Linked DNA regions of Homo sapiens: all the other regions are linked to region 1. The links are chromatin loops, found by intact Hi-C in ENCODE. Cell type or tissue: heart left ventricle. All regions are shown on one strand. Links, peaks and the distances in the headings refer to the core of each region. The heading gives the core; the rest is flanking DNA.

Evidence for each region. Hi-C counts contacts between places; a loop is a spot of excess contacts. Peaks named below come from ENCODE experiments on the same cell type or tissue, not always from the same donor. Only the 100,000 strongest peaks of a DNase experiment are listed, where the experiment ranks them.
Region 2: a loop joins it to region 1, with 4 times the contacts of the local background. A loop is called at or near these places in 26 of 110 quality-filtered maps.
Region 3: a loop joins it to region 1, with 3.0 times the contacts of the local background. A loop is called at or near these places in 3 of 110 quality-filtered maps.
Region 4: it touches region 1 in a loop (2.1-fold over the local background); 2 of 110 quality-filtered maps call a loop at or near these places.

The regions. Positions count from the first base shown.
Region 1 is chr2:156,395,858-156,404,036 of GRCh38, reverse strand. TRA-CGC3-1 (tRNA-Ala (anticodon CGC) 3-1) reads right to left here and starts at 3,268; the gene lies at 3,197-3,268. It overlaps TRG-GCC2-2 (tRNA-Gly (anticodon GCC) 2-2), which reads left to right and starts at 2,820; the gene lies at 2,820-2,890. It also overlaps a transcript of GPD2 not described here. RefSeq lists silencers at 2,701-2,750, 2,791-2,900 and enhancers at 3,421-3,590, 4,021-4,090. In heart left ventricle, for the core only: no CTCF peak of the experiment used is centred there; DNase peaks (open chromatin) are centred at 2,856, 3,236 and 3,576; H3K4me3 peaks cover 2,121 bases; H3K27ac peaks cover 1,569 bases.
Region 2 is chr2:156,585,649-156,593,827 of GRCh38, reverse strand. GPD2 (glycerol-3-phosphate dehydrogenase 2) reads right to left here. Exons shown (of 17, transcript NM_000408.5): 17 at 7,425-8,179. Among named protein-coding and RNA genes, the nearest start is that of LINC01958, 77 kb to the left of the region's middle. In heart left ventricle, for the core only: a CTCF peak has its summit at 4,026 (motif pointing right); no DNase peak of the experiment used is centred there.
Region 3 is chr2:156,188,955-156,197,133 of GRCh38, reverse strand. All of the region lies in intron 1 of LINC01876 (long intergenic non-protein coding RNA 1876), which reads left to right. Among named protein-coding and RNA genes, the nearest start is that of LINC01876, 62 kb to the left of the region's middle. In heart left ventricle, for the core only: a CTCF peak has its summit at 4,425 (motif pointing left); no DNase peak of the experiment used is centred there.
Region 4 is chr2:156,200,775-156,208,953 of GRCh38, reverse strand. All of the region lies in intron 1 of LINC01876 (long intergenic non-protein coding RNA 1876), which reads left to right. Among named protein-coding and RNA genes, the nearest start is that of LINC01876, 50 kb to the left of the region's middle. In heart left ventricle, for the core only: no CTCF peak of the experiment used is centred there; no DNase peak of the experiment used is centred there.

The DNA.
Region 1 (8,179 bases), core at 1,272-6,271:
CCAGAATTTTTTCTAGTCGGGCATGGCTGCTTCTAGTGGCTCAATATCATATTAGGAATATGTTTGTCTCTTTCTTCTGGACAACCCAAACTATACACTCAACCTGTTTGAACAACCCAGCAAAAAGACAGTTTTTACTTAAAACTTCTGCAAGAGAGTTTCGGCAAGGACTTTTCATTGTCCCAGATTTAGTCACATACCCATCTCTAAGAAAGTGCAGTGCCAAGGGAAAATATTTGACGAGACCTGTTTTACACACCTGCTATTGTGACAGAGAAATACAGAAAAAGAGGCAAGTTAACCTAACACAAATCTCAAAGTATTGATTATCTATAGAACAGAAGGTTTCTTGTACCAGAAGGAGTTGGGTGGACTGCTGGATGCACATGCATGCAGGCGCACACACACACACACACACACACACCCTTTGAATGCTTTTGGCTACATGTAACAAAATCCTCAACTCAAACGTACTTAAACAATAGAGTTCTTTAATTTACCTAACCAAAAGTCTGCATAAAAAATGTCAGGATGGTGTAGAGCCTTTTTCTATTTTCCTGCTGGATCACCCTCTGTCTTCCTTCAAGTCATAGGATGGTTGGGGCAGCTCCAAGCATTACACCCTCATACAAGGAGAAAGGGTAAGAGAGATCTTCCGTATCATCTTTCCCAGAAACTCCTAGCTGACTATTCTTGCCCTCATTGGCAGGGATTCAGTGAAAAGCACACCTCAGATCAATTTGGAACGAAAAATGAGATAATTGGCTTAGGGCACCACATTTGTTCCTTGGGCTAGGTAAACTAGAATGGACTTTTAGCAAGAAAAAATAAATAAATAAAAAGGCCTTTAGGTAGGCCACTAGTAATGTTTTACATAAGACTTTTTTCCTTGTGTTCTGAGATTTTTTTTTTTTTTTTTTTTGAGACAGGGGCTCACTTTGTCGCCCAGGCTGGAGTGCAGTGGCACGATCTTGGCTCTCTGCAGCTTTGACCTCAGGCCTTCCACTTGAGCATCACCATTGGCTGGTGAGGCCTCATTTTTATTGCCCTGCTCCCTCAGTTCCACCAGCTCATTTTTAAACTCCCTATTTATTTGCCTTTGTTTGTTAGGTTACACGTTCAAAATAAAAACTTTGAGAAGCCCTGAACTAAATAATCTAAGATTCTTTAGATTTCTGAAGTTAGGATTCAAAATTAAAAACAATATTTAAGAATCTCAGGGGCCAGGCACAGTGGCTCACCCCTGTAATCCCAACACTTTGGGAGACAGAGCAGGGAGGATTGCTTGAGCTCAAGACTTTGAAGCCAGCCTGGCTAACATAGCGAGACACCTCTCTCTTCTCTCCAATAAATAAATAAAGAAACAAACAAATAAATAAATAAATAAAATTAGCCATGCATGGTGGTGCACACCTGTAGTCCCCACCATGAAAGTGAGGCCTTACCAGCCAATGGCCCTGAAGCACCTCTGGAAAGGTACATCACTTCAGAATGGGATTTTAAAACCCCATTTCTCCCCCATTTCTTTCATTTTAAAGAATAAACTAAAGTTAGAAGAAGTAAAATGAGTTGACCTTGTTCTTCCACAGGTTATTTAGGATTGTAGTCTGATTCCCTAATTCCCTAATCCCTTCATATCTTTTATGTCTTTATAATTCTGTATTTGTCTTCAGATTTTGCTCTTTACCCACACACTAAGAAGTCCTTAAAGATGAATCTTAATGGAGAAGTCATTACCTTATTTCAGTAGCCTTTTATGATCTTTCTCTAACACCATTCGATTATTCTTAATATATAATGTCCTAAACTACATGCAGCATTTGAGTTTCAATACACAGTGACCTATTCTGTTGTAGGCTGAACGGGCAGTGCTAAGCACTCCAACACTGAACATAATATTGTGTGTTCCAATCTTGCCTCTACGAGCCTCAGCTTCCTAACTCACGGGGTTGAAGTCCATGTGTAGTGTACTTAACATAGCCTGGTACACAGTTACTATGTGTTAGCTGTTATTTTCTCATAACTTTTCCCCAAATTATTCTTGACCAAAGAATCTGGAAATTATTAGGTATTTCCCTCCCAGAGATAAAAAGCCAATGTTGCCTATATCCACAGCCTTTTATCTCGTATTTAGAATCATTTCCATAAATCCATTTCCTTCACTTTATTTTTTTCCCCTCCTATATCTTTTGTTGTATCATTCACAATTTCACTTTCCTTGGAAACTAAGGGTGAAGGATCAGACTCATACTATTAGAGTTAAAAGGGGTCTTAAATGAAGGAAGGGGCAGCTTAGAGAATTCAGGTCACTTGGCTTGAATCATCAATATTTCAAGTTCCCTATGCAAATCACATAGTTCCAATTTACCAATTTCCAAATCATAAATTTGGGTCAGTGTTCAAATTTCTGTTCCCTGTTTCTTTGCCTCTGTTCCCAATTTCTAACAAATCTCCATTATGTATTTGTCTGAATAGGTAAAATAATAAAAGAAAAAAATGGCAGGGGGTTGGAGGGAGAGTTGTTATAAATTATCTAAGTGTCTGAAGATAGGCTAGGTGATTGTGTAATCCTGTGCATACATGACAAAATCTTCATTTGCCTCCTTCACCAAAGAGAGTTTCAGAAGAATCTCATAAAGTTCTAAAGTAGTATAATGAAAATTTTTGTAAATGTTAATGTTTTTCTAATTTTTTATAACTATGTGATTAAAAATTTAATTGCTTTCTCTGTTTTTGAATACACAAATACGTGATTGTTTAGAGAATTACCAGGGTGTAAGTGTCTTCTAGTAAGCAATAGAAAAGCACATTTGCTATAAGCATTGGTGGTTCAGTGGTAGAATTCTCGCCTGCCACGCGGGAGGCCCGGGTTCGATTCCCGGCCAATGCAAGTTTTGACTTCTAGTTTTTTTCTGTGGGTATCATACACAGGAGCCTCAAAGTTCAATAACAGGGCCTTTAAACACTGGACTCATGCAAATAAAGAAGTATTAATGAAAGCCAATTCCCTATTTCACTTTTACTTCGAGCAGTCAAGAAGGTGGTTTCCCTGAGCTTCGCTGATTTTTTTCAGCCCTCCTTTTATATTGTTTTTGGGCGGCCTAGATGTGAGCAAAATGTATGTACAAGTAATGGGGTAAGTGTTCTAAGATACAACAGGAAAGGAGAAAAAATAAAAAGCAAACGTCGGCTGATTTGGAGATGCCGGGGATTGAACCCGGGACCTCACACATGCGAAGCGCGCGCTCTACCACTGAGCTACATCCCCCAGCCGAAAGCATATTTCTGGTGTCCATACTCATTCAGTCTGCTAGCTCTAGTCAAATTACTGTATTAAGATCTTTATTTTTAAAAATTTATATTGGCGAGTGCTTCTGAAATATGTTTCTTCTTTTCCCATACCCACCCTAAGTTGTTTCCACTGTGCATTCAGACCTCGCGCAACGAGCTGGCAACGAAACGCTCACCTGGGACCAATGAAGCCTCACTCCAGAGCACTTCTGCTGGACGTCGGGAGCCTGGGATCCTGGAGGGATCCGGTGCCCTGCGCGGCCACAGCGGCGGGACTCCCGGGTGCCCAATGCCTGCCGGAGCTGGCACCTCCCCAGGCTTATTGCGCAGGCAGCGCAGATCCAGGAGGCCGTGGTGTGTCCGGCCTCTGGCTTTGCTGCCGGGTAGAACCCCGGTCCAAACCTCGAGCCCGGGCCCAGCGCTCGGGCCGCGCCGCGAGCGTCGCCTCGGGTGCTCATGGAGACTGGTTCATGGAGCAGAAAGGTGGAGACCTTCTCTTTGCACACGAAAATGTTATGGATTTACCTGAACACTCTTCACCCCCGAAAATAAATGCACATCTCAGGAAAACCACGTGTTCACACCAAATCCCCATACCTTGCTTATGTAAGGGTTACAGCCAGATAACCCCTTGCAGATAAAAATGATTTGCAGCTTGCTCTTCATTTTCATGAGGCTCAAACTGAAAGAAAGAATATGACACCACCACCCTCCCTGTAGCTTAGTCATATATAAACTATGATAAGATCGGGGCAGGGGACTTGCTCCAGGTAGATTTTTTTTTTCTCCTTTTGATATTCACACCCTGGGCCAGTCTTAACGGATTGGTAAGTGGTGATCGTAGTGTAAGTCATTGAACATCTCCTTTGATGCCTTCTGAACCCTCTCTAACCACTAATGGTACCCAAGCTCCAAATTAAAAGACCTACCCTGAGTCCTGTTCCCTCTGAAATTGCCTCTCCAGTTGGCTGAGTGCTAGGTAAATCGATGTGCTGACTTGCAGTATAGTCAGATGAGGTGTGTTTGACTTTTTCAGGTGTAGTTTAAGCTGATACCACCCCAGCCTGGTGAAAGCTGAGTGGTGGAAGCCTCAGACACTCCGATGGGAGCAGGGTAGAGATCTGGTGTCGAGGTAGCTGGGTCACCGTCACTTCCAGCTGACCTGTAAGGCTGGCCCCAACAGGTAGCACCGTGAGGGCCTAGAATTTCCACTCCTTCAGTTGCAGAGCACTCCCGATAAATGACCATTTGGTCAGCAAGCCGAGAGCCAGAGCAGAAAACAGAGATTTCAAAATCATTCTGAGCAAACCACAAGTTTCACAATCAACTTCTGAATTAAAAATAAATAAACCATTGTGTTTGCTTACAGTAATTTAAACAAATAATGGCTCATAATTGAATTTTGGTTTAAACTAGAACAGGACACAGGCTGATCTAATTCAAATATAATACGCAATGTCCAAGAGGACAGTCATTGAAGAGTTCTGCTCTACCAAGCCTGAACATTTCCAAATCACCCTCTGCATTCCACCCTCAGGCACTAGAACATGAGCATCTTCAATTGATTCTGAATCAGGAAATGGGGACACAGTCATTTCTCTACCCAATGCATATTTAAACTATACTATTCAGTTCATTATGAGGGAAATATGGCCTCTGGCGTCTTCAACTTTGTCATCTTTTTGGGGATCCTCTTCCTCATGTTATGGTTATTTCTCCATCACCTGAGGCCTTCCATTTTGGGGGCTTTTTTTCTCAGGCAATTCGGAAATTTCAGAGCCCAGAGAAGATCCCTTTTAAATGTCCACTCCCATTTCAAGAGTTCAGGCTATGTAGGTGCATCTGATAAAGCAAATGAGGCTGATCTCTAAAACCAACAGAGGACGTAAAGTTGATTTAGAGCTCTAAAGCCAACAGGGGATGTGAAATTGCTTTACTGGCATACCTTAATCAAAAAGGCTCTCACTTAGTGGGTTTTTTCAGCCACTATGGCTGATGGGAGAGGTGAAGCAGCAGGTGCACTTTTGGATTGGGGGCCTTTTCAGGAAAGCTTGTTGGATCCAGCTCTGCTCAAATATGTAAAGAGGATGACCAAATGATATGGTTTGGATCTGTGTCCTCACCCAAATCTCATGTCCAGTTGTAATCCCCAGTGTTGGAATGGGGTCTTGTGGGAGGTGATTGGGTCACAGGGTGCTTTCTCATGAATGGTTTAGTACCATCCTCTTGGTACTATCTTCTGCGATAGTGAATGAGTTCTTGTGAGATCTGTTTAAAAGTGTGTGGCACCTTCCCCCCCACTCTCTTGTTGCTGCTCTGACCATGTGAAGTGCCTGCTCCTGCTTTGCCTTTCATCATGAACGTTGGTTTCCTGAGGCCCATCCCCAGAAGCTGAGCAGATGCCAGCATCATACTTCCTGTACAGCCTGCATAACTGTGAGCCAATCAAACCTCTTTTCTTTAAAAATTACCGTCTCTGGCCAGGCGAGGTGGCTCATGCCTGTAATCCCAGCATTTTGGGAGGCTGAGGAGGGTGGATCACCTGAGATCAGGAGTTCGAGACCAGCCTGGCCAACATGGTGAAGCCCCATCTCTACTAAAAACACAAAAATTAGCAGTGTGTGTTGGTGCGTGCCCGTAATCCCAGCTACTCAGGAGGCTGAGGCAAGAGAATCACTTGAGCCCAGGAGGCGGAGGTTGCAGTGAGTGGGGATGGCGCCACTGCACTCCAGCCTGGGCGACAGAGCAAGACTCCATCTCAAAAAAATAAAAATAAAAATAAAACAACAACAACAAAAAATACCATCTGTCAGGTATTTCTTTATAGCAATGCAAGAATGGCCTAATACACCAAATGTCGAAAATTATGGAATATTTAAAATCCAGTTCTATCATCTATGCTCCCCACATCTCTCTTGGTTAGAGACAGTCCCCTATTCTCAGTCTGTGTCACACACATATCATTCACAAGGTGTGATGATTAATATTAGGTGTCAACTTGATTGGATTGAAGGATGCCTAGATAGCCGGTCAAGTATTGTTTCTGGGTGTGTCTGTGAGGGTGTTGCCAGAGGAGAATAACATTTGAGTCAGTGAACTGAGAGAGGGAGACCCACTCTCAATGTGGGTGGGCACCTTCCAATTGGTTGCCAGTGCAACTAGAACAAAGCAGATGGAAGAAGGTGGGATAAGCTGGCTTGCTGAGTCTTCCGGCTTTCATCTTTCTCCCATGCTGGATTGGACTTCAGACTCCAGGTTCTTCGGCCTTTGGACTCTTGGACTTATATCAGTGGTTTGCTGGTGGCTATCGGGTCTTCAGTCACAGACTGAAGGCTGCACTGTCGGCTTCCCTGCTTTTGAGGCTTTTGAACTTGGACTGAGCCACTGCTGGCTTCTTTCTTCCTCAGCTTGCACACAGCCTATTGTGGGACTTTGCTTTGTGATTGGTATGAGTCAATACTCCTTAATACACTCCTATATATATATCCTATTTGTTCTGTCCCTCTGGAAAACCCTGACTAATACACAAGGATTGACCTTAAACCCCCTTTTGAAGCAGGTGACATCTACCTCTGGCACTCTTTTCACATTTCTTGCTTCAGCTCCTGGCACTTTTTGTCCAGGAGGTGTTGAGCGTCCTTCCCTCAGAGCTGGGTACAAGTCAAAATGTTTTTTCCCAGTCCAGGTAGTGGTTTTTACTCTGACTGTACATTAGACTCACTGAGGAAGGCTTTGAAAAATGCCGATGCTTGCTTGAGCCTAAACCAAGACCAATTAGATCAGGATCTCTAGGGGTGAGTCCAGGCATCAGCATCTTTTTAAATATATATATACATATATATATATATGTATATATAATTGACAAATATTTAATGCATTCAGGTGTTCAACATGATGATTTGATATATGTGTTCGCCGTGTAATGATTACCACAATCAAGTTAACACATCCATCACCACCTATGCTATACATTAAGTCCCAGAACTTGTTCATCTTATAACTGAAAGTTTGTACCCTTTCAATTTCCCCATTTCCCCCATATCAATAGTTTTTAAACTCTCAGGTGATTCCAATGTGCAGCTAAGGATGAGAGCCGCTGCTTGAGAGCTGCTAGCATGTCCACATAAGAAACTTATTATTAAGCCAGTGCTTCTCAGCCTTGGCTGCATGTTGGAGGTACCTGGCAAGCTTTAAAAAAATACTGATACCTAGATCCCACCTGCAAATATACTTACTTAATTGGCAGCTGTTTTGAAAGGCTACCCAGGTGATTCTAATATGCAGACAAGGTACAAAACCACTGCATTTGAGCACATACTTCCTCAAATTCTTCATTGAATGCATGAGCACTTGAGGCTGCCATAATTCTGAAAGTGGAAGACTTCTGCCCAGAGCTCTTTGTACTCAGGAATTTGCATTGCTAGAAGGTGAAAGAAGCTTACTCACTCCAACTTCTCCTATTTTTTTTTTTCACATAAAATGAAATTGGTGGAGGCAGGTGTTCAAGTGCGAAAAACAAGTATTTCTCAACCTCATGCATTCTGTCCCCCCCCACCCCATAATCATATTACATGAATGAGTTCCTCAAGTAGGCTGTCCCTGATGATTCGCTGGCCATTAAAAAGGCTCAAGAAGAGGCCAGGCATGGTGGCTCATGCCTGTAATCCCAGCACTTTGAGAGGCCAAGGTGGGCTGATCACCTGAGGTCAGAAGTTCAAGACCAGCCTGGCCAATATAATGAAACCCCGTCTCTACTGAAAAACAAAACAAAACAAAAAAAACCCTGGTATGGTGCTGGGTGCTCGTAGTTCCAGCTACTTGGGAGGCTGAGGCAGGAGAATCACTTGAACCCAGGAAGCAGAGGTTGCAGTGAGCCAAGATCGTACCA
Region 2 (8,179 bases), core at 1,392-6,391, 190 kb before region 1:
ATATGCAGAAAAGGACCAAATCTCTGCATTTCTGAACCACCAAGGGGTAAAGAAAACAGGACAAGCCTTGTCTTACCCACATGCCAAAAATCAGGTTACTCAAACTATGTAGTGATAATGACCGCTGAATATAGCATAAGTAAATATTTGTTATGGGGCCTACATGGTATGAATGAAAAGGACTTATTCACTTTACTTTGGACCCTTCCTTGGGTTTGAACAGAAAGTCCGACTGATGAAATCTCAACACTTGGTCCTAGACCAGCAGACTGCTCAAGGAAGAAAGCACTAGCTCTTGTAAGGTCAGACCGGGTTTGGGCCAATCAGTTGCAGAGAGGTTGTTCTTCGAAGCACTGCTGGCATTTGGGAGTTGCTGTGACAGGCTACAGGAAGAGATTTCATTCTTCTTTAACTTGGTGGCCAGCCTGCAAGCTACTGTGTGAGTCCTTTCCCCCTAATCCATACTGTTCAGTTGCCACGAAAGCTTGTAAACAGGAGCCTCCATCAGTTACCTCAGAGTGGTCTGAACAAACTAACATCATAACAAGAGTGTTTATGGAAAAATGCTTAAGCACTGAAGCAGAAAGGGCTTAGCACTGATCAGACCTCTCTTCCACCTTTATTCTTCACTGTTCACATTGAAATGCAAATATCAGCGCAGGGTTTCCACTGGCGTGCCACTCACAAATTGAAAAGCAGTTTTTATCTATGCAAATGTAAGCATGGTAATTGAAGTTAATCAATCAATGCTAGCTTTCACTAAAACCTTGAACATGATTGAATAAAGTAATTATCATTCAGCGAAAATGATGAAGTTGTAGACAGCATGAACCTTATTAAAGGAGGATTTTGAGTCACAATGGCTTAATTTAGCTAACAGCCCAGCCTTAGCTCAAGCAACATACTACTCTTGCTGCCTAGAATTGTTTTACGATTAAAAAACAACAACAACAATAATAATGGGGGTGGGGGAAGACGAAGGTAAGGATAAAGTAGGGGCTTTATTATTTTTATAGTGCTTACATTAATAAAAAGTACTTGTCATGCTAGAAAAGAGAAGCCATAATTAACATCTTTTAAAAAGCTCTGAACAGATCAGTGAACAAAGATTGCTATGACATTTTTGATATGCCCAACAGCAATAACAGCCTCTTAATGCTATTATTATATTTCTAACATAAATGGGTGAAATAAAGTGAGCATCTCAGAAGTTTTAGTAAAAGAAACACAAAATTAGAAAAATATTTTCATGTGCAAAAGGAACCTATTGAGATTTTGCAAATCGAATGCTAATCTCTTAAAAGCATGACGTCGAATATAATGTGTATTGTTTTTATTGGTTTACAGGAGTTTCAATAATAAAACATATGCTATGTTTTGCACAGCCTTTCAAATATTTCATTTTTTTCCAGAGTGCCATATATTCAATTACTTGCTTTGATTTATAAAAAACAGTCCACCAGAAGGTGTTTTACCTTTAATTCTAGTCTATTTTTTTTTCCAGTTTCTCTAAACTCTTATCTATTTTTACTTATGACTTAAATGCTTTTCTTTAAAAACAAAATTATTTTATTTAAGCCAAAGTTTAGTGTTATTGTTGAAAAATCATTTCAGGTAGTGTAAGGGAAATAATGCATCTCTGGAAAATGTAATCAACAGTTAGTGTGTAACATAATGTAAACTGATTATGGAAAGAGGTTCCATTTAGCTTTTTCCAATGTATTTTTGAAAAACAAGGTTAACTAGCAATATTTAGATTAGAGTCGCCCAGCAGGATATGGTGACTCTAAAGAACCTACAGTAATTCTATTGGATTCAATTAGATTGAAAAAATTAAAGGTCTGTAATCTTGCTAATATTATTGTACACCCTTAGGGAAGTCATTCCCTCCCCCAACTCCATTTTGGTTGATGCATTTCACATTTAGTGTATTTTGAATAACAGTTTACGGGATTAAAGCAGCATTCCCAACTGTATTGCAAAAAAATCCCCCCTCCCTTTTTCGGTGGTAGGGAGATATATAGTGCTAGGTATTTTCTTCTAACATACAATGTCTCCATGTATCCAAATCTCTTAAAGCTTCAGTACGTTCATATACCATCACTTGTATCACTAATAAATAAGTAGGTGACAAAAATAAATTCCAAAGTTTAAATAAGTAGTGAATGGATTATAGTAAAAACAGTTACAGGATTTTTCCAGTACATGTTTTCCCTGAATGTAATTGTCCTGCCTCCTACTATTTAAGTAAAAGCAATCTGCTTATTTATTATCTTCTATGCCATCCACAAAGCACTTAAGTATCACGCTGTGGCTACTGTGGTAAAGTGACATTAGAATGCTATATAAAAATAGTTAAATAGAATCAAAATATCATTTTTACTTGGATAATAATGTGCATTAAAAGTATGATATTGATTGTTTACCTTAAATGCCCTAATAGCAGCAAATTATTCATTTCTGACCTTCTGTGATTATTTCCCACTGCAGGACCAACCCAGGACAAAAGTTAATACATCTCATTTTCTTATTTCTACTCAGGTGTGTCAAACTAACAGTAGCAAGAAAGACCACAGGATAGAGAGGAGACTGTCTTTATTTTTGACCCTTCATTTTCTGCAACAGTCAGGAGTTGACATATTTTGGATTAAAAAGAAGAAAAAATTAAGCAATCATGCAAATCAATTACCAATATATTCACAAAAGATCCAAAGTATATAGAATATTTGCTTTCTTATTCCTAGGATTCATATAGACTAAAAAGGATCTGTATATAAACAGTAAATATTCTATCATCAATGCACCATTTGCAGAACTGCAGAGTATCAAATAACTGGATAGCTAGGAAGTTAAGGTGCTGTGAAGTATTACAGCTACTGTTTTTCTAACTGCTGAAAGCACCAAGACAATACAAAGTTTTGTTTAGAAACAGTTTTTCCCTTGCTACCTTGTGAATCAAAGGAAACTCTTAAAGTCCAAATGCTTGCAATTTAAAATCTATTTGAAACAAATCAACACTTCGTATTTTTGTTCCAAGATGTGTTGCTCTCCCAAGCTTTCCCTGCTGAAGGTTTTCTATTAATTGTACTCTCAGTCCAATAGTGGGTTCTCTGACTCTAGCCTTCACTTGTCTACCATAGCTGTGATGGTTAAAAGCTTCTCCAGTTTGTCACAGAGTTTAATATGCACCCTACATAATTATGCAGGATTCACTGTGCTATCAAACTGCAATTCAAATTAGTTCAGGATTAAAGGCACAGAACAGTACTGCTTCCTTAATTGCATTGTACTGTGCTGATCACATTCAAATACCCATTACTCATTCCCTCTGTGGAGCAATAAGTCAGGGGGATTAATATTCAGGCAGGTGACAGGGCCAAGCCATTAAAAGGCAGTTATGCAGAAAGCATGGCTGGTTTTATTCACGTTAATGAAATCAGTGAAATGAAACTGTAATAGATTTATCAAAGCTCAGATGGATTTGCTGTAAATCAGTTTGATTCAAGCAATCAAACTGGACAATAGAGATAGTTTTCAGCTCTAGCAATGGGTGTCAGAAAGCAGCATGTGAAAAGTGCTGATATTCTTCATGTATGGATTTGATATCCACCTCATGCACAGGCCTATTCCCAAACCACTGCTGCTAATTTTTTTGTCTTTTGAACTAGGTGCCAGTGGCTGATAAAACATACAGCATATCGTCTTAATACAGCACTTACACTGTTTTTATTCCTCATTTTTAAGTCCCCCAGAACATCAATTCTTTCCAATTGCTGGCAGAGAAAAAAGGAAAGTTCGACAGTGCACAAATTGGCATCGCTGTCCCTCTACTTCCCAGAACAGGAATGCAACTTTGGCCAGGGTGACTCCGCACAATTAGTACGAGCTGTGCTACACCAACATGTATGCAAAGGGGAAAATGGTCAGATAACAATTTCCAACAGTAATGGGATGATGCAGGAGCCCTGAGAAGCTGAAAATTTACTTTTGTTCTGGGTTTAATGAAATAATTTGGTATCCATTAGAGGGCAGCATAAGAACAAAAACTAAGCACAGCAAGGGACGTTTCCCCCGCAGATTGACAAGCACTTTTCCTGAGGTAAACTTTTTCGATGTACTAATATTTTACAAGTGTAAAGCCAATGAATGGAGAAAACTAAGTAATGAAGAAGATGGGAACGCATCCTACTGTTAGAGAAAAATGACACCAAGGACAGCATATGCCAATTTAGCTTTAGGGAGTTTTCAGGCCATACATTAACTCCTTCCACACTCCACCTGTTTTTAGGGTTAAAATAGAAATGCTCCTTTCTGGAGCTTAATGATCTTGTATTTTGCAGACAATGTTTCTGATGGAATTACGATGAATTGGGAAATAGTGATCACGTGTTTGTGTTCATAAGAAGTGTATCATGAACTGTGGCTTATACTAAAACTACTCTAATTGGTCCAATTTTTATTTATTAGAAACAAATTGTTGAAGAACTAATGCCAGTTTTTAATGATCCAAAACAGAAATAAATGTTCTAGTCTATTACCGTCCTATATGGAATAAGTCAATATTAAAGCTAATTAACCCTTTTCAAAGGCATTTTGTCCCAGGTTTTTATTTAATGGTTCAGTGCTGCTTCAAGCATGGATCAAGCTGGATAAGCTCCATTTAAAAAATGGCCCATTTTGAAAACAGTTTAGCAGCTCACTATGACAACTATATTTATCAGGATAAACTTGACTTTTTCAACTGTATAAATAAGTGACCACAGTTTCTTAAAAGATCCAACAATAAAATAGATGATGGTTTCTTAAAAGATCTGACAATAAAACAGAGATTAAGGAAAATAGCCAAATCTCTTTAGTAACATTATAACATTATAAAAACTGATTTCATTTATTGCTTTTTAAAAATATTTAGCTTTAGAAATATTTTCAGGTTTTTACTTTTGGGGGTATTCCTAATGGGGGTTCAGGGTGGTCCCCATATAAGTTATTTCATTCTAGGTCACATGTGAAATGAAAACCTAAGATTTGTCCTTTTTGGAAGAAGCCATGATTTTTTAATAGTGTTCAAACACATAGTGCGAAGCACATACTTTTCAGGCCATAAATGACTACTTTGACATATGAAATCCTATGAAAATTATATACATTATTTAAAGAATTTGGCACTCTTCCCCTTTGCTATACTAGCAAATCACAGAATGTACTTTAATATCAAGCTATTTTTGACTTATAAAATAGATGATATATTTTGTACATGAATTAAATTCTTCACAGTACCAGAGGAATTAATTTTAATGTTATGAAATTTTGATTAGCCTGCTGTAAAATCAGAATTGTTTACCGCAAGTGTCTGGGTTCTGACTCTTATAGTCTTTCCAAACAGATAATGAAATGAACTGGGAATGGGGGTGGGGGGGCGGCAGAGTAATTTATGAAAACATGGTACACCATAATTTTGCCATTTGTCTGCAATAAGGATGGCAAATGATTCATGGGATAAAATGAAATATTTCTCACTGTCATTTCAATGGATCTAAGATTTACAGCTTCTCAACTTGGATAGGAAAAACTCTGTATGCAGAAAAATGAACTGTAAATCAATTAATGATGGAGATGAAAAACAAAAAATGATATTGAAGCAAAGGTGAGAAAAATCTAAGCAAGAAATTAAAAGGGAAGACGTGACTATTTACTTTGAATCTTTGGAGGCAGGAGGTAGCAGAGAGGGAAGCCTCTGTTTAAGAGGGCATTAAGGTCAGGTTAAAGAATAGTGATATGTTGATTGAGGTCATTACGTTTAGATCACTTAGACAAACAATAAGATAGCTTTTAAAGCAAAATCAGATATGCCTAAATTGGATTTAAATAATAAATTTAGATCTAGTTTTATAGTATAAGACTAAAACAAATAAAGAAATTCTGTGGTTATGAAAGATTTGCCTCCAATTCAAGATTGTCCTTAACCAAAACTATTATTTTATAGGCACCAGGGCCAAAGCATATACATATATATGTATTTCACACCTCCCAACTGCTTGGTACAATGAAGGAAAGCTAGCAGCAGCAAATGAAAAAACTGATCCTAGGCTCTACAGGAGTCACTGTACTTGGAAAAGGAGAGCAGGGATGTCTGCTGTAGGCACAGACCATGGGCATGAATGGCTCAGAAGCTGGTGGAACTAGTTGTAGTCTGGGCCATGCACTAATAATCAAGGTAGGTACTATGAAACTCAATCCTCCCACCTCCTCTACTGAAAGATGATATATTACCTATGACTACAGCATACAAACCTTAACCTCCCTAGATTGAAGCAACTCCAATGTGAATACAATTAACAGGGAACCCACGGTAGGGTATGCTGAGCAATGCAATTCAAATGCCAAATGTGGAGAACAAAGATGGTCCTGATAATTCTGCTAAAGTAGTATTTTGCTTAGATCACATGAGTCTTATTATTCTGGACCAGGTATTTAACAAAATATAAAGATATCTATTACTTTTTGCAAAGAGCTCAGGACCCACAGGACTACCTCTGGTATCGTCAAGGCTCAATACATCATGTTCTGTGCCTGTATTTCACAAGTTAGGCAGCTAATTAGAGACCTAAAATACAAAACACATGCACAAAAAGCTCATCATCTCTGTCTCCTATACAGAATTTGTTTCACTATGAGGGTGCCAGATCAATTTAAAACTTTTGTTGTTTCCTTCCTTCATAAGTCAAATGTCATCAGGTGAAATCTGATACCAGGGACAGTACAGTGTTGATAAAGATAGTAAAATATTGATGCTAGTATCATATTTTTTTGATGACCATAAATTTTATACAATTGGGAGCAATATTTTGATAAATTAGATATTAAAAAATTTTAAAGCACTAACAGATTTGATAAGCTAGATCAACAAAAAATGTTTTAAGCTGCCATGTATTTTTTTCCAGGCACTGAACAAACAGTTTATTGTTCCAAGTCTGTCTGGGAGCCCTTGCTTTGGGGTATTCTATACGATTTCAAAGAACCTTCAGAAGCTCACACATGCCTTTGGGCATGCAGAACCAGGAGGCAGCACATCTAAACCACAAATGGAGAATATACTCCATCTACGTGTGTAAATTAAACCCCATAAAATAACATGGGCATTATAAAATTTGTGTTAAAACTGATAACAGCTTTACTGATTTACTGACAATGAAAATATATAGCATTTTTTTCTGTCAGAGCATTTATCAACACTTGGCAACCCTGCACTAACTTGACATGTAAGATGATCAAAATGGATTATGTAATCTTTCCCATTCATTTCTATTGATTTTAGTTATGATAAAATTCATCAGTGTGCCTGGGAACGCTTAGGCTGAAAGGCTCTGGTAGATTTAAAAAAATAAATAAATAAATAAGGAAATAAAAGGAAAAAAGAATTCAACTGAGTTGTAATAGGATGAATGTAATTGTAGAATAGGATTGCACAAATACAGAAGTCATGCCCTAAAGGCTACAGCAACAAATTAATACAAATAATTCTGGCAGTCTTATAAAATTACATCTATCTCTGTAGATATTTCACTTTTGTGTCATCAAAAACACAGTTTGTAAAAATATTTTCAAACTTTTTTTAAACTTCAACAGTAATCAAAGTTATCTGACTGCAAGTAACATCAAAATGCTAGCAAATAGACCATTTTAATCAGTTTTATTGATTCATGCTTCCAGTTCTTATTCAGTTAAAAACAAGGCACATTAAATACATCCTCTTATTGCTCTATAAATGCATGCAGCTCATTCTGTGTATCAAAAGTAATAAATAATGGCCATAAAACACCAAGACAGTTATAAAAATGACAACCCAGCCTCAAACATAGTATTTAACAGTCCAGTCTAGAACAATAACCCAACATGATACATAAAAGTGCCACATATGAAAACATGCGGTGTGTATATCCACTCTAGCACTGAGCTTACACTTGCTATTTAAAAACATAGTAGGGCTTTTTCACTCCTTCAAAAAGGTTGACATGATGCAAACATCGCAAGTTATAGCATCATTGACTTTAATATTACATTCATATGCCAAAAATCTTTACAGATACATAAGAGAAAAATAACATCAATGATGACTCCTACAGTATATTTAGTAAAAGTGAGAATGAGTTTTTTGTTGTACAAAAGAGGAAGCTACATA
Region 3 (8,179 bases), core at 1,517-6,516, 210 kb after region 1:
AGGCTGATCTTGAACTCTTGATCTCAAGTGATCCACCCATCTTGCCTTCCCAAAGTGCTGGGATTATAGGCATGAGCCACTGCACCTGGCCTCCTTGTTCATTTTTAAATAGCTGCATACACCATAAATGTTAGGAATGCTTTAAAGTATTAATAAAATAAAAGTCTGCCATCAGATTATTTCTTCTGGGAGTAAGGTATTCCCACTCAACAAGTTTACTGATTGAATAAGGGCACTCAAAACGCTAGATCCTTCTAACAAATGACCCACTCCTAAGAAAAAAGTGAGCACTTCTGTAAACGGTGGTAAATTTTTTGTTTATGAACAAGCCTTGTTAGAGTAATGAAGGTGTAATTTAAGGAAAAATTAACACAATTTCAGTACACCTTCTTCTAGAGACTCTCTATAAGCAAGGTATGAGGCAAATGATCAAGCACACTGCAGATGCTTTATTCCTTCCCTTTAGGAGAGTACTTCAAGAAACAAATACCATGGGTTTATCTACTTATTCTCATTTCACAGCCTAGCTCCAAAGACTGACTTTTTTTTTTTTTTAAAGCAATGCTTAGTGCAGCAGTGAATTTTATACCAGCCTTATAACTAGGAAAGGCTTCCAGGAGAAGATGAGAATTGAGGCCTAGGACATATGCCTAACTGTTAGGGAAAACACTCTATCAGAATATAAAGCTAAAATAACTTCACAGGGAATAGGGTTGTGGAGGATTGAGAATTAATAGATGAACAAGTAACTCTCTGAGTGTTTGAAAAATTATATAAGAAGAATGGAGCCCAGCTGTTCTACTATACTTTATGAAGGCCAGACAAGAAGGAATGGACTGGACTTGAAGCAAGAATTGACAAAGGAGGTCCTTAAGTACTGGAAACACTTATGAAAGGACCTCCTGTACTCGTCCCTTCATACACACATACACAGGCAGCTGTTAATGTCAGTGCCTGGAAACCAGGCTGCAAGACCTTTTAAGGCCCTTCACAGTTTTACAGAAATTTGAAAACTAACTGAATTGGGTTATGTGACTCCATGAACAAAAAATTCTAGTAAACTATTCTGCCTTTCCAAACCCAAGTTCTTAAAGTTCTTTCAAAACAGTCAGGATATGCATATTATCACTGGAAAGACAGCCTTCAAAGACTTCTTACTTTCTCCTGCAGTGAAGCAAGTAGAGGGTTTACAGTTAATATGCAGACATCTGGCCATTTGCAATTAGCAGCATCCACTCATTTATTCATTTTCTTTTTAAACATTCATTGAGTGGATATTTAACTAATAAGAGTCTAATTTCAATGAATAAAAGAGAATAAAATGTCAAAGTATATGCAACTTCGTACATGTAGATATACATTTTTTTATAAATTCAGATTATTTCCCTCTTTTGTACACAGCTTAGCTCTCAATCTCAGTTACTGATAAGACTGAAGAGAAATGAAGATTTATTATATTATATATAAAGTTCTATGTTCTAATTTGTTAACATATTTTTTAAGCATTGCCTATTTCACCAAAATGACATTGAAAACAAGATTTTTACTTGGTGGATACTAATTAGTGCTTTCTTCTATGTTAGACATTAAGCTGCTTTCAATTTTTCATTGCAATAAACAATCCTTAGAATAGAAACATAGTAGGAGAGCTTCTAAGCCAAAGGGTAGAAACATTTTTAATGCTGCCAGATTGCCATCCAGAAATTCCATCAAGTGTATGAAACTGTCTTTTTCATTGTAACTTACCAACGTTGACTGTTAACAGTATAGCACTTAAAGTTTGAAATAACATTAAATGGTTTCTGATTTGAACAGGACTGATGAAATTATTTAGAAGTAGGCATACTATCATGGATGTATGGGATTATTTTCCAAGATTTTAAATTAAAAAATTCCTTTAAAAATGTCTTCGATTTGGCCAGGCGTGGTGGCTCACGCCTGTAATTCCAGCACTTTGGGAGGCCGAGGTGGGCAGATCACGAGGTCAGGAGATTGAGACCATCCTGGCTAACACGGTGAAACTCCGTCTCTACTAAAAAAATACCAAAAAAAAAAAAAAAAAGAAATAAAATTAGCAGTGGTGGCGGGTGCCTGTAGTCCCAGCTACTCGGGAGGCTGAGGCAGGAGAATGGCGTGAATCCAGGAGGCGGAGCTTGCAGTGAGCCGAGATCGTGCCACTGCGCTGTCCAGCCTGGGTGAGAGAGCGAGACTCCGTCTCAAAAAAAAACAAAACAAAAAACAAACAAACAAAAAAACCTTCCATTTTACACATTCACATTCATTCACTAATTTGACAAATATTAACTGCCTAGTCAATAAGTTCCTACTACGTGACAGGCTTTGACCTCTATTAAAATAATCGATGGTGAAATTTCCACGGTGTACGGGTCACTATAATATCTTGCCTAGTTTACTGTGCCAGCTTTCCTTGCGTTCCCCTGGATTCAGTCTTCATATTCATCACTGTGATGGTTAATTTTATGTGCCAACTTGACTGGGCCACAGAGTGTACAGGTATTTGGTCAAACATTTTTTCTGGGCATCTCTGTGAGGGTGTTTTCCAATGAGATTACCGTTTACATGGATAGACTGAGTAAAGTAGGTAGACTGCCCTTCCTAACATGGGTAGTCCTCATCCAATCAGTCGAAAGTCTGAATAGATGAAAATACTTACCTTGGTCTCCAGCTTGCTGACTCACTAGACGAATCTTGGGATATGCCATAATTGCACTAGCCAATTCCTTATAATAAATCTCTCTCTCTCTGTCTCTCCACACACACACACACACACACACACACACACACACACACACACACACACACCCTATTGGTTCTACTTTTCTGAGAAACCCTGACTAATACACCCACTATAGCTAGAGTGATCTCCCTGCAAAAATCTAATAATTCCACTTTCCCACTTGAAACTTTTTTACTGAGTTTCCTTTGTCTTGCAATAAACCTCAGGCCCCCTAACGTGATTTTTTTCATGACTTGGCCCCTGCTTTCCTCTCCCTCTTACTTCTTTAAAAATCTCCCTTATTTGCTACACTCTATCCATATCATAATATTTATATTTCCTCGACCGCTCTTTATCACGTCTCTGGGCCACCTCTCATGCTGTTCCAGCTTCTTAGTCATGTTCTCATCCTCTTTGCTTCCTCTCATTTCTGTTCGTGTTTTAGTTCTCAGCTTACATATAATGTCTTCTAGGAATCTCTTGAAATCCCTTAAGTCTAGTTAAAGTTTCCCAGCTACTTTCCCCATGATAGTACTTGCTATATATATATATATACCATAATTGCCTATTTCCTTACTTGACTTTTGTATTGGCATTGAACCTCTGAAGGCAGGAATGTGTTTACCATTTTAAATCTGGAATCCAGCTTCTCTCACAGTATCTGGCATAGTCTAGCTTCTTAATATGTTCTTGTTAAATAAATGAATAGAAGCAATTCATGAGATTTTAAGGTTTCCTTTATTAGCTATATGAAATCATTGAGGTTTCAAATAAATTATTTTTTCTTGATGAACTTAGTAACTCTTTGGACAGACAGAGTCATGATGATGGCATTGCTCACAATATTAGATGAATGTAATTGAGAAAATTAGCCACCCCTCACTCCCCATCTAGTGGATAGATTATTTAGGCACAGTGATACAGTGCATACTGCCTTCCCAATGACTCTTTTCCTATAACCATGGTTTATATCAGTGATTCTCAACCGGGGACAATTTTGCCACCTAGATGACTTTTGCCAATATTTGGAGAATTTTTGATTGCTATGACTGCAGAGTGGAGGTGGGAGCTGTTCTCTAGTGGATAGAAGCCAGGGGTGCTATTAATTACTCAACATTGAACAGTGCAGCTCCCACAACAGACTCATTGGGCCCAAAATATCCTTAAGTCTGAGGTTGAGAAAACCTAGTTATATAAATTTGGAGAAAGTTTATGGAAGAGCAAGCTGTCCCATGTGATTGTCATGCTATAGTTACCTGATACCTGTGGTCTTCCCAGGTTACCGCATATTATTTGACCATAGAAAGAAAAACAAAGGAATACGAACCAGGCAGCCAAATGATATGCTGTATTATTGCATGGGAGCTGTTTTGGTACTGTATTTTAACTCATTAACATTTAAAAATTGTTATGTGGCAGAAAAATAATTATGTCCTTTTAACTGTTGAAACAGAATCCATTTTTCCAAGCATACTTTTTTTTAAGGACATATTGCTAAAACACCAACTGTTTTACAAGTACAGTAATCACATTGCTGTTGAGTTTATTGTGTTTTGTTAGGACACACTTTATAGTGTGGAAAATGCATTTTAAAGTAATTCTTCTGGGCACAGTTAGGGAAAAGAATAGAGGTAGGCTTTATTTTTGTGGGTGAACAATTAGCTGCATAGTGACCCCCTCTGGCAGATGAATGGTGCAGTGTAGGTGGTTTCTGGAAAGTTTGGCATCTGAATCTTTCACTTTCACTTGAAGAAATGAGGAAGATTAAGAAGGAAAATGAGAAATAGAGAAAACTTAAGGGGCTCTCAATACTTCAGTCCCTTTCAAGAGAATAATTTATTTTGTTCATGAACAGTAGTAGTTCTGTTGTGGCCTTTCATTTTCCACATCTATCACCCTTTAAGGCACTGGTCCTTAATCTGTTTTTTATGGACCTACATGTCTTCATATGGAATTTTGGGAGGTTTCTGGATCACTGTAAACATATGTAAATTTGGTGGGTATGGAAATTCAAAAATTATTCCAATGTGAGGTGTTCATGCTTTATCAGATTCTCAAGGGAGTCATGACTACACAATATTTAAGAGACAGTTCTTTAGGAAATGCACACGTTCCACTGCAAATGGGACCTGGAAGTTTATGTGGCTTTAGGAGAAAGTGCAGAATGTTTAAAAGGGAGCTGCTTAATCACTAAGCAACAACTCCTCTGTTTGTAGACCTGGAGTGAGATATCTGGAACCTAAGATTTGTTTTGCTCTTTTTATTCTATCTCTATACAAATGGTCCGGGAGGGTCTCAATCTCTACACTAACAGGTGACTTCCAGACCTCTGCTTCTCTGTTACCAAAGATGAATTGTAACTCTTTTGATTCATTCAACTCTGCCTTCACCTAATTTTTCAGCCTGGAAAATAAATTCATTTACATTAATATGTATTTTTCTTATGAGAGATTTAGTGTAGTTTGGGATTAAATATAAGAAAAATGTATACATAATAAAAGAGTGCAGTGTAGCTTCATGTGTTCTTGCTACATGAGATAATTCTGGTCTGGTCTTGATTATAAAAGTTGCCTTGGGCTCACTCATATGCTCCTGAAAGGGTTAAAGCTGGCCTTCTTCCAGCTTCATGTGGCCAGGAGCACTACCGTCTTTCCACATCATCAGCCTGTGTGTGGAACAGAGTGGGAGGGCATCAGTGGCTCCCAAAGTTTACTTTGGAAACATGCAAATTTTCTTTCTTCTGTGATATAATTGAGCAATAACTGGACATGTACTAATCCCCAATTTCCCTTTCTTTAGAAGTTGCCAGTTGTGTCTGACTCTCTATTTTAGTGTAGTTTGAAGAGTCACGTTCACTAGACTGCCCACTGTGGGGGTGGGGCAAGGCAGAGAGTCTGCTATGTTATTAATATAATATTTTCCTACCCTCGACATTTCTACGTCCTTGAGAGAAGATTATGTGATTTAAGTTTGTATTGTCACAATGCAGTGAGGGTTTCTAGACTCATATATAGATAAACTCTGATCATCAGAATAATAAAAGATGGCAAACTTATGTTAAAACAAACTATGCATCCTACTATGAGTTATATTCATTGTGAATTGGAGATACTTATTCAGTGCTACACTCAGGAAACTTTTCTCTCATATTAGTTCCTGATTGTAAATTATGGATTTACAATGTTAGATCTGTGAAGAAATTGAAAAATATAAATATTAAATGATGGGGTTAGTATAGTGCTATATTTTCCTCAATACCTTATTTAGATTTTTTCAGAGAATGTTGGAAAACCAAGTACCATATTATTCAATGGTCTCACATGGAACTGAGAATTAAGTATGTGTCACTAGGGTGAGACCTGGATGCAATCTTTCTTTTCAATTTTAATATCTTTCAAAAAATCTTTGCTTATAAGGACCATGGTTCAGAAAACTATATGGCTCATGTAAAGTGTGAGAAGACTTTTGTGTTTAAAAGTGATTTTAGCTATTTAGCTTAAAACAACATTGGAGCTTGGGAGAGAACTCAGTTCAACTTTTGCAGGTGAGGAAGCACTTGGGAGCAAAGGTTAACTCAGGTTATAACTGCATTAGCATCCACTAACAAAGTATTAAGGCTCCACATTATCCTGGTCGTTCTACTGGGCATTGCACCAAGTTGGTTAAACAAACACAATGGGAACCACACCAAATTATCTACTTAAGGCCAGGAACATGCCCCTTTGACGTATAATTTACATCAGTGAAAGTAGCATATCAGTACCGTGAATATAATTAAGTGGCAGCAGTAGTAATAGTACTCACAGTCCTTATTTGGGGTTCAAATTGATTTAAGAACACATTCTTCTTTTTCTTTCTTTTTTTATTATACTTTAAGTTCTAGGGTACATGTGCACAACGTGCTGGTTTGTTACATATGTATACATGTGCCATGTTGGTGTGCTGCACCCATTAACTAGTCATTTACATTAGGTATATCTCCTAATGCTATCCCTCCCCCCTCCCCCACCCCACAACAGGCCCTAGTGTGTGATGTTCCCCTTCCTGTGTCCAAGTGTTCTCATTAGAACACATTCTTTCAAACTGTATTATTCTTAAACTACTTCAGCCTAAGGAAAGCCTTTTAGAAATATTCTTATTTTCAATGTTTTAATTTCAATGACTGTTCTAGGTATTTACTGAGTGCTGACTATTATATATATATATATATATATATATATATATATATATATATATATATATATATATAAAATATATCTATATATGCTGCATAGAAACTGGTAGCATGTGGAACTTGCTCTCTTACAAAATAAACTGGAAGACAAAACATATGCTATGAAAAGCTAAGTAAAGTAAGCATTTTAGTTTGCTAATTAAGATGACAGTCTTTAAGATAACAATGCAAGACGTGTGACAAAGCTAGACATGCTTAATTGTTACAGGATTTCAGAAGAGGGAGAGAGAAAGCTTCAAGCTATGGTAGAGATAATTCTATTGGTGCAGGGTGGTAGGATTTGAGTTCACTTTTGAAGAGTGTGGATTCTCAAATAGGTGAAGTAGAGAAAAGTAGCCTTTCTAGTATTAGAAGAGCTTGAGCAAAAGACATTGCACAATATGCTTGGAAGACAGTACAGAAAGAGTTCAACCGTGGTGAAAGGTTTCGAAGGTAATTCAGCCAAAGTAGGTTGGATACTGACTGTAGGAGACCTTGAATGACAAGCTAAGGAGTTTGCAGTTTAGCTTCTGTTCGACTCTGGGCCACTGAAGATTATTCAAATGCCCTGTGCCTGGTTACATTCTTTTGATAACCTTGCACATTCCACTCTCTCCTTTTGGTATAGAAATGTAGACCCAGAGAAAGCACAAAAATCACTAAGTTAAATGAAGGTAGGACTCGAGGCTAGCAAGAAACAACAACGAAATTTATTTTTCCTAATCTAAAACAGGTTGATAGCATATCCTTTACAGGAATGAGCTAACTATGGGTACACTGTTCTCCAGCAATCGTTGTCTAAACACACCACTCCATTCACCGAGGTCTCTTGTGTGCATAGTGCTGGTCGAGGTGTTTATTTTAGCCCACAGTTAACTGCACGTTGCACCTGCTATCAATCACCAGTCATAGGTGTGTCTCTTCATTGCCATTTAAAGGTCTTCTGAAAGTGAAATATATATTATTTCTCTCCTTTATTTCACAGGCAAAAGTCCTTGTTTAGAGCTAGAAAGGGATGCTGACTTGAACTATTAACATTCTTTTAAGAATTACCTCCTAATTTGAAAAAGTCAATAACTGTTGGTGTTGCTCAAGATTATAATTTCACCTCAAAATAGAAGAATCAGTGTTTTTATAATGACAAGGACCAGATGGCCTCATTACTTAATAATATTGGAGTTTTCAAAAACAAGGAGGTAGATTCTACAGATTATAATCTAGTGAGTATG
Region 4 (8,179 bases), core at 1,803-6,802, 200 kb after region 1:
ATTTCTATGAAGTTCAAAAATATAAAAAAACTGGCTGGTCGCAGTGGCTCATGTCTGTAATCACAGTACTTTGGGAGGCTGAGGCAGGTGGATCACAAGGTCAGGAGTTCGAGACCAGCCTGGCCAATATGGTGAAACCCCATCTCCACTTAAAAATACAAAAATTAGCCAGGTGTGGTGGTGCACACCTGTAGTCCCAGCTACTCAGGAGGTTGAGGCAGGAGAATCGCTTGAACCAGGGAGGTGGAGGTGGCAGTGAGCCAAGATCACACCGCTGCACTCCAGGCTGGGCAACAGAGTGAGACTATGTCTCAAAAAAATATATATATATTTATATATATAAAAATATATATAAATATATAATTAACATGTATAAAATATATAATTAACATACAAAAATCAGTACATTTCTATACACCAATATATGCCAATAATTAGAAATATATGATTAACATATATATATATATATATATATATATATATATATATAAACTAATGTAGTATTTAAAGTCAGAATGGTGGTCAACTTGTGGCAAGGTGCAGTGGCTCATTCCTGTAATCTCAGCACTTTGGGAGGCTGAGACAGGCGGATGACCTGAGATCAGGAGTTTGATCCAGGCTGGCCAACATGGCAAAACCCTGTCTCTACTAAAAATTAAAAAAAAAAAAAATTAGCCAGGAATGGCTGTAGGTGTCTATAATCCCAGCTACTTGGGAGGCTGGGGCAAGGAGAATTGTTTGAATCCGGGAGGCGGGGGTTTTAGTAAGCCCGAGATTGCGCCGCTGCCCTCCAACCTGGGTGGCAGAGCGAGACTCTGTCCCTCTCAAAAAAAAGAAAGAATAGAGGTGACCATCAGAAACAGGGAATTGTGGTGGGGGCTTGGGACATTCAGGAGACAAGATGGGGTGCAAGAAATACTCTATTTTTGACCTGGTTTAAAGTTAATAGTTTAATTTAGTCTGTGAATACTCTTGAAGCTGTATATTATGATTTGGGCATTTTTAATGTTATACTTCAATAAAAGGTACTTGAAAAATCTAAAAATATATACAAAAACAAAAATATATACAATACAAATTATACTCCTAATAATTTCTTGGCCTTTGGATGAGGTATACTCAAAGAACATAAACAGGTTAGGCTGGCCATGCAAAATCTTAATTAGAAATTAATAATGAGGCAAAGGTAAACGATCTCTGTATTACATCACACCCTTGAGCCTCTCTTTATGAATATGGGTAATTGGAAATTGTTTAGCTATAGTTTGTTGTTGGAGAGATTTTTCAATTAATATTTCTATTAAGTAGGGAGAAAAACTAATTTTGCTTGTAATAAAATATTGAGCTCGAGAATTTCTAACCTGTCTTATTAGATTATTCTTTATCCTTGTTGTTCTATATTTCTTTTTCTCTCTCTCTCTTTTTAGCTACTGCAGAAAAACATTTCTGTTCACTTAATGGATTGCAGCCCTTTTAAAAAAATTCAGATCCATCTGATATTTATCTTGATTTGGATGTCATTCAGAATGTTTGCAATGAAAGAGATTTTCTATATGCCTCTCTAATATCTAGTATCTGTCACTGCCACTAGACTGGTATGCCCTTGGTCTTATCTTCCCTTTTGATGAAATGTTTCATGAGAATAATATGAGATGCATAATGGGCATTAAAAAAAATTAATTTAAAATATTAGGTAAGACTGTTAGGTTTAGACACCAGGTTTATTTACCTAAACAGAAGTAATAACCTGGTGTAATTTTAAATATGATGATTTTTATAAAACCATTAAAAAAGTGATACAGGTGGTAATTAAAGAAACCCATTTGTGATCTACATATTCATGCAAAACAAAATTCCAGAATCAAACTACTACCCAGATGGGGTCTTCAAAGACTGATTTTTGCTTTAGTGCATCTAGAGCATTCAAATATGCATAAAAACTTTTTTATATTGGTTTTTACTGATGATCAAAGAGATGGAGAATGGAAGAGGCAATTTGCCTTTTTTTAGGTAGGTGACTGTAGTGAAATATTATTGGTAATTATAGCATGTATTATACCCAGATGTTAGTTTTTTCCATTCTCCTGTTATACCCCTGTAAACCCACCAAAAGTTAACTTTCTGTAGTGCAATCAAAGAGAAAGGTGGCTAGCTACGTCCACACCCTCAGATGCCTATACTCTGCTGCCTTCTTGAGGTTCACCTCATCTTTTCTCTGGGCCTTGATCATCTAGCCCTTATTTTCTGGAAGTATTGTTATTCAAGGATGTGTGTGTTAACAGAGTTAACTGAAAATCTGGCTGTAAAGAATTTCATGCTCCTCACCTTTTCCGCAGGTCTTTTTCTGACCTCCAGGTTGATAGTCCCTGTTTGTTTCTGTCAGGACTCTCCTCCCGTTTCAGGCTGCTCCTAAACACTCCCTCCACTCCTTTCATTTTTGTAATGTAGAGCAATTCAGATAGGTGTTTGTTTCTCTCTCCTTGTTTAAACTAAGCTCTGGGGGGCTTCAGCATTGAAACTCAAGTGGCCTGTCAAGGTGTCTTACTAAACAAAAGGCCATCCACTCCAGAGAGAAATGATGCTTATTTTTTGGAAGCATAAGTGATTTCAGTCAATTCTGTTTTTCCCCTTCCTGTTACAAATATATGAACACAAAATATCTCAGAGGACATTTCCTTCTCACGATAACCGATCTCACTGGTGAGACACCCTGCCATTGCTTAACTAGGCAGAGTCTTTTCTTCCATTTACAAATTTGCTTACATAAACCTTTCTTAATCTGTGACTGACAACAGTTAGAAGATAATGTCTTCCACCAACTATTAGTGCCAAAAAGCAGAGTAAAAAAGAGTGTTTGTAAATGTATTGTGGAATAGAAAATAATCAGCGAAATGCCAAATCTAAAAATCACTGAATCAGATTTTTATTTTATATGTAAATAAACTATAGAATTATTTAATTAGTATTTATATTTAGCTTCTATATGGCATTCAGATTTGGCGCACACCTATTGTAAATCAGTGATTCTCATTGGCTGAGTAAGATGAATTTCAGACTCTCAAGGCCTATATGTGTGTGCATATGTCATGTGTGTGTGCATGTGTGTGTGTAAGTTTATGCTTGTGTATGTTTAGAAAAAACTTCTCTCTACCATGCACCAACCAGCCACAATTTAATACACACACTTGCCAGTTCCACTGAGAATAACTACTATAATCAACCATTTACATAGTGGTTAGCTCTGAGTCAACTTTTTCTACAATTATGTTCACTGATTGAATTTAGCAATTTCGGTGCAAAATATTACATCATTCTTGGTGCTGACTTCAATGCTTTTAATTATTCTTGGAAAGGATGGTTCTAACTCACTACTCCTAGCCTTTATGTGTGTTAGAAAGTCCAACAAGCAAATACAAACAAAAGCAAACATACAGAGAAAAAAAGACAACCAAGTAGTCTTTATCAGTCCCTTCAGTAATTAAATTTTAAAATTTTTTAAATTTTTCTTTGCATAGGCAATGCTTCCACACAGGACATAGTTCAGAAGGCATTAGAAGGCATAGAGTAAAAAGGTAAGTCTCCCTTCTATTCCTGTCCCCCGCCACTTCCAGGAGGGACAAGTGCTTTAGTTTACTTTTTTTCTTCAAGTGTCTATGTATATGCAGACATATCTATCTATCTCATCTATCATCTTTCTACTTTCCTGTCTGTCCAAAATCTATGCATCTTGTAAAACATTCCAAAGCAATATATTTTTAAAATTGCTCCAAAACGTCATTGTATGGTGTCAGATTTTTTCAACCAGTCTACTACCGATGAATACTTAATTTGTTTTGAAACTTTTGCCATTTCAAACAATAATGCAGTGAACAGCCATATACAAATGTTATTTTGTATATATGTAAATATAATGGAAGGATAAATTCCTAGAGATGAAATTGTTGAGTACGCTGTATTGCTCTCCATAGAAGTTATACCAATTTACAGTAGTACCTGCAATGTAGACCTTATTCAGAATTACACTGTAATTATTATTGTAATTTTATCTTCACCACTATTCTAAAGAGTATATACTATCTTGCTAATGTAAGATGAAGAAATTGATGCTTGAGCTGGCTCATGACCTGCATAAAACCATGCGACATGCCAAGGATTGACAATAGGATTCTGCCAAGTCAGAAGCACTTTCCAACATAGTCTCTGTTTTTCTTAAAGACAAAGGAGAAACCACTATTTTTTGAAGCATCAGGTTGTGAATCTGTTGGCAGAAGCCAGAAGACAACTCAAGGACTATCCTTGAGATACAGTTTTGCTACATCAAAGAAGATTCTGTTCATTTGTCACTATCCTTTAGGTGTATGGAAGCATGTATGAATGTGTGTGTATATATATTTGATATTAAATACAAAAAGAAAAACTTCTGAAGATTTGCTGTGGAAGATTACCTCTGCCTCCTCTTCTGTAAAACCAAAGGTTGGACTACATGATCTCTCAGAGCTACATTCTAAATAGAATTAGGTGAATCAACATAATAGAGTGTGATCTTTCTTAAATGTAAGCCCTGTATGATACATTTTAAAGAGTTTTTTATAAACCGTTTTCTGCTTTAACATGTGAAGACATGATGTTTATTTCTTTCATAGTAATTCAGTATAATTCCTTTCCATTAGGATTATATCATTTCCAAGTATTAGGCATATTAAATGGATGCATATCCAAGAGGGTGTATTGAGAGAGAAGAGGGTGTTTGGCTGTCTGAAATTGTCTGGGCATCATAGCATGCTTCACATGATGTTGCTCGAAATGATACGCATTTATCGTGGTGGCATTTACTTTGTCGTGGCATATGTGCTTTAGAAAAACATACTGATAATTGTGTGATTGGTTCTCTTGCATGTTCCAAGAACGGGTTATAAACTGAGTTGTGCAAAGTACAGCTTGTACTTCCATAGATTTTGCAAATACTGTTTCCATTTTGTCCTTTACCCAATTTTTTTCCCTCTCAAATTAGGGTTTAAAAGATAAGTAAAGGTTTTGGAGGAAGAGTAAAAGTGAAGACCAGAAATGACTCTCTTTTGCTTTGTCTTCCTAATTCTGGAACTCTGTTCATGAGGCGCATTTGCAGAAAAGAGTTTGAAAGCTAATTATTTTATCTCTCCCTGCTTCCAATAATGTGACGTGAAATAACTGTGTGGATTTTACACACTCAAGTTAATACTGTAATTTTTCTACAGTAGATACATCTTTATTCATTTTGGCAAAAAAGGGATTGTTTCTTATTTCAAAAAACATCATGAGAAAAAAACATCTTGGCTATTTCTTTAGATTTATGAAATATTCTGCATTCCTACTATATAGGCAAGTTTATTTTCTCCTCTTATTTAATTTCCTTATGTGTCTTTGGACTCTAAATAAGTTCAGTCCACTGGAGAAATTATAGGTGGGGATGATGAAAGTTTAGCAGTCAAATTAATGAAAGCCCAATGCACCCAGAAAACAAACTTGAGATAAGGAATAAAAGCATAATAGAAAATATTTCCACTTTTCTTTTTGGCTGTTTTCTTGCTTTTTTTCATTAAAAAAAATTTTTTTTTCTGTTCAATTTAAGCGAAAATTCTGTTCAATTAAGCGAAAAAAACAATGTATTTTTCTTCTATGTTTCTCCTAATGGTACTGTGCCTCCAAGAAGAAGAAGAAAATAACTAAGAGATTGACTTCCTTAATATGGTTTATAGGGACTTTATGTATATGAGAAGTAACTTATCTTAAAAATATTCCACATGCACAAAGAAAAACTGATGACTTAGGCTTACCACTTTCTTTCCCTCATCTGACTCTAGTATCTTTTATTGAAAATCTCAGACCTTAATGAAAAACTACAGGTTCTAAAGGTAAAGAAAGAGAAAAAATCTGGAAGGAAGAAAAACATGGCTGACCATACCTCAGATGGGGCAGATGAAGTTGGGATCAGAGAGGGCTAAGTGAAAGCCTAGACTTGCACCCCCACTCAACCACAAAGAGTACCCCCGTGCTTTCTCAGTGGGAATCCAGGACTTTCAACTCTTAGCTATGAGAAGGTCACATATCACACCAAGAACCAGGAAAACCTCAACTTGAATGAGAAAAGACAATCAATAGATACTAACATCAAGATGATACAGATATTGAGATTATCTAATGAGAACTTTTCAATGGTCTTTATCAAAATGCTTCAAGGAGCAATCATAAACAGATTTTGTACAAATGAAAAAAATAGAAAGTATCATCAAAGAAATAAAAGATATATAAAAGATACTAATTGAAATTTTAAGACTGAACAGTACAGTAACCAAAAAACAAAAAACACCAAACCCCAAATCTTAGAAAACCTTACTGGATGAGGTCAGCATGAAAAAGACAAAAGAAAGAGCCAGTGACCTTGAAGATAAAAAAAATAGGAGTTACCTGACTTGAACATGAGAGATGAAATAAATAGAAAAAAAAAGCCTCAAGTACATTTGAGATTATAACAAAAAATCTAACATTTATGTCATCAGAGTTCCAGAAAAAGAAAAGGAAGAATGTGGGCCTGGAAAAGTATTAGAAAAAATAATGGCTGGAAATTTCCCAAATTTGGCAAAAAGATATGAACCTAGTGATTCAACCAAATAGCACCTGCTCCTCAATAACCTATAAAAAGAAAAAATTGAAAAAAAGGAGCTAAGCAAACCCTAAACAGGACAACCCAAAGACATCTGTCTAAGTCATATCATGTCATGATCAAACTCCTGAAAACCAAAGATAAAAGAAGGACTTCAAAAGCAATAAGACATCAGTGACACCTTACCTATAAGGGAAAAGAATTTGAATGATAGAGTATTTCTCATTAGATGCCGTGGAGACCAGAAGGAAGCACCATAGTATTTTTCAAGTGCTGAAAGAAAATGACTGTCAACTCAGAAATCTATACTGAAAATATCCTCAAGGAATGAAGGGAAATGAAGACATTTTCGGATGAAAGAAAACCAAGAGAATTTGTTACCGGCAAACCAACCCTAAAATAGTGGCTAAAACAACTTCTCTAACCATAAAATAATACAAGAAGATACCTTGGAACCCCAGGAAGGAAGAAGAGACAATGTTGAAAGTGAAAATATGGGTCAGCACATTTTATATTTCTTATTCTCTTGAATTTTCTAAATTAATGTTCAGAGATTTCCTCTTTTGGAATTTATTAGCAGTGATCAGCTATTTTATTTAATAGGTTATCATGAAAAAGTTCAGATAAACAGTCTTTTCATATACAGATTCAATAGTTGCAGAGTTCTGTAATGTCAAGTCAAATCTTGATTTTGGAATCCAGGGTTTTAGAGTGGAGGGTACCCTTTGGACTGAAAGGAACCCTCATGTAGGCTAAGTCTAAAGAGGGAACAGAGAAACACACACATGCCCCTCTCATGTGTCAAAAAATCACATTTCCCACAAATCATTTTTGGTTTGAGTAAAGTATACAAAAGCATGGAATGGCTGTCCTTTTCTTTTTCTTTCCATCCTTCTTTCCTTAGCTTTTATTCTCTCTCTCCTCTTTCTCCTTCCTCTCTTCCTCCTCTCGCTCTTTTTTTTTTTATCTCTTTCTTTCTGCATTTCTCTCTTACTGTCTTCTTCCCTTTCTGTATCCTTTCCCCCTTTCATTCCCTTTTTTTCTTTCTTACAAGAGAAAAGAGGCAACAACATTCCACTACAGACCTTGAGCCCAGATTGCCTTTTTGTACAACTCAACAGGTACCTTCTTGGACTCAATCAGCTAAAAAGGGACTGTGGGCATGTAGTATAGAAAGTCATTTATGTTGAAATCTGCTTATTTTTCAAGCGTTATTAATGATTACTGTCCATTATTATTTGTCCATTATTATTTTAAAAAATGGAAATAACTTTTCTGATTTAGTTTTCATGTGACTTAAGTTCTATATATCCATATGATTATTTTTTTCCCATTTCAGTCTGGCTTCTCTGCTTGAATTCCACAGTACTAGAATGAAAAGTAATAAAGTAATGAAAAAGTACAATATAAAATATTAGTGTTCTTTGTGGCCTTAGAGTCATTTAAGAAAACACAATTGTTAGAGTGTAAGATTACTATGAACCTCGCTAAATGAATCTCTTTAGAACATAAACAATCCTTTCGTCTTGCATATCTGAG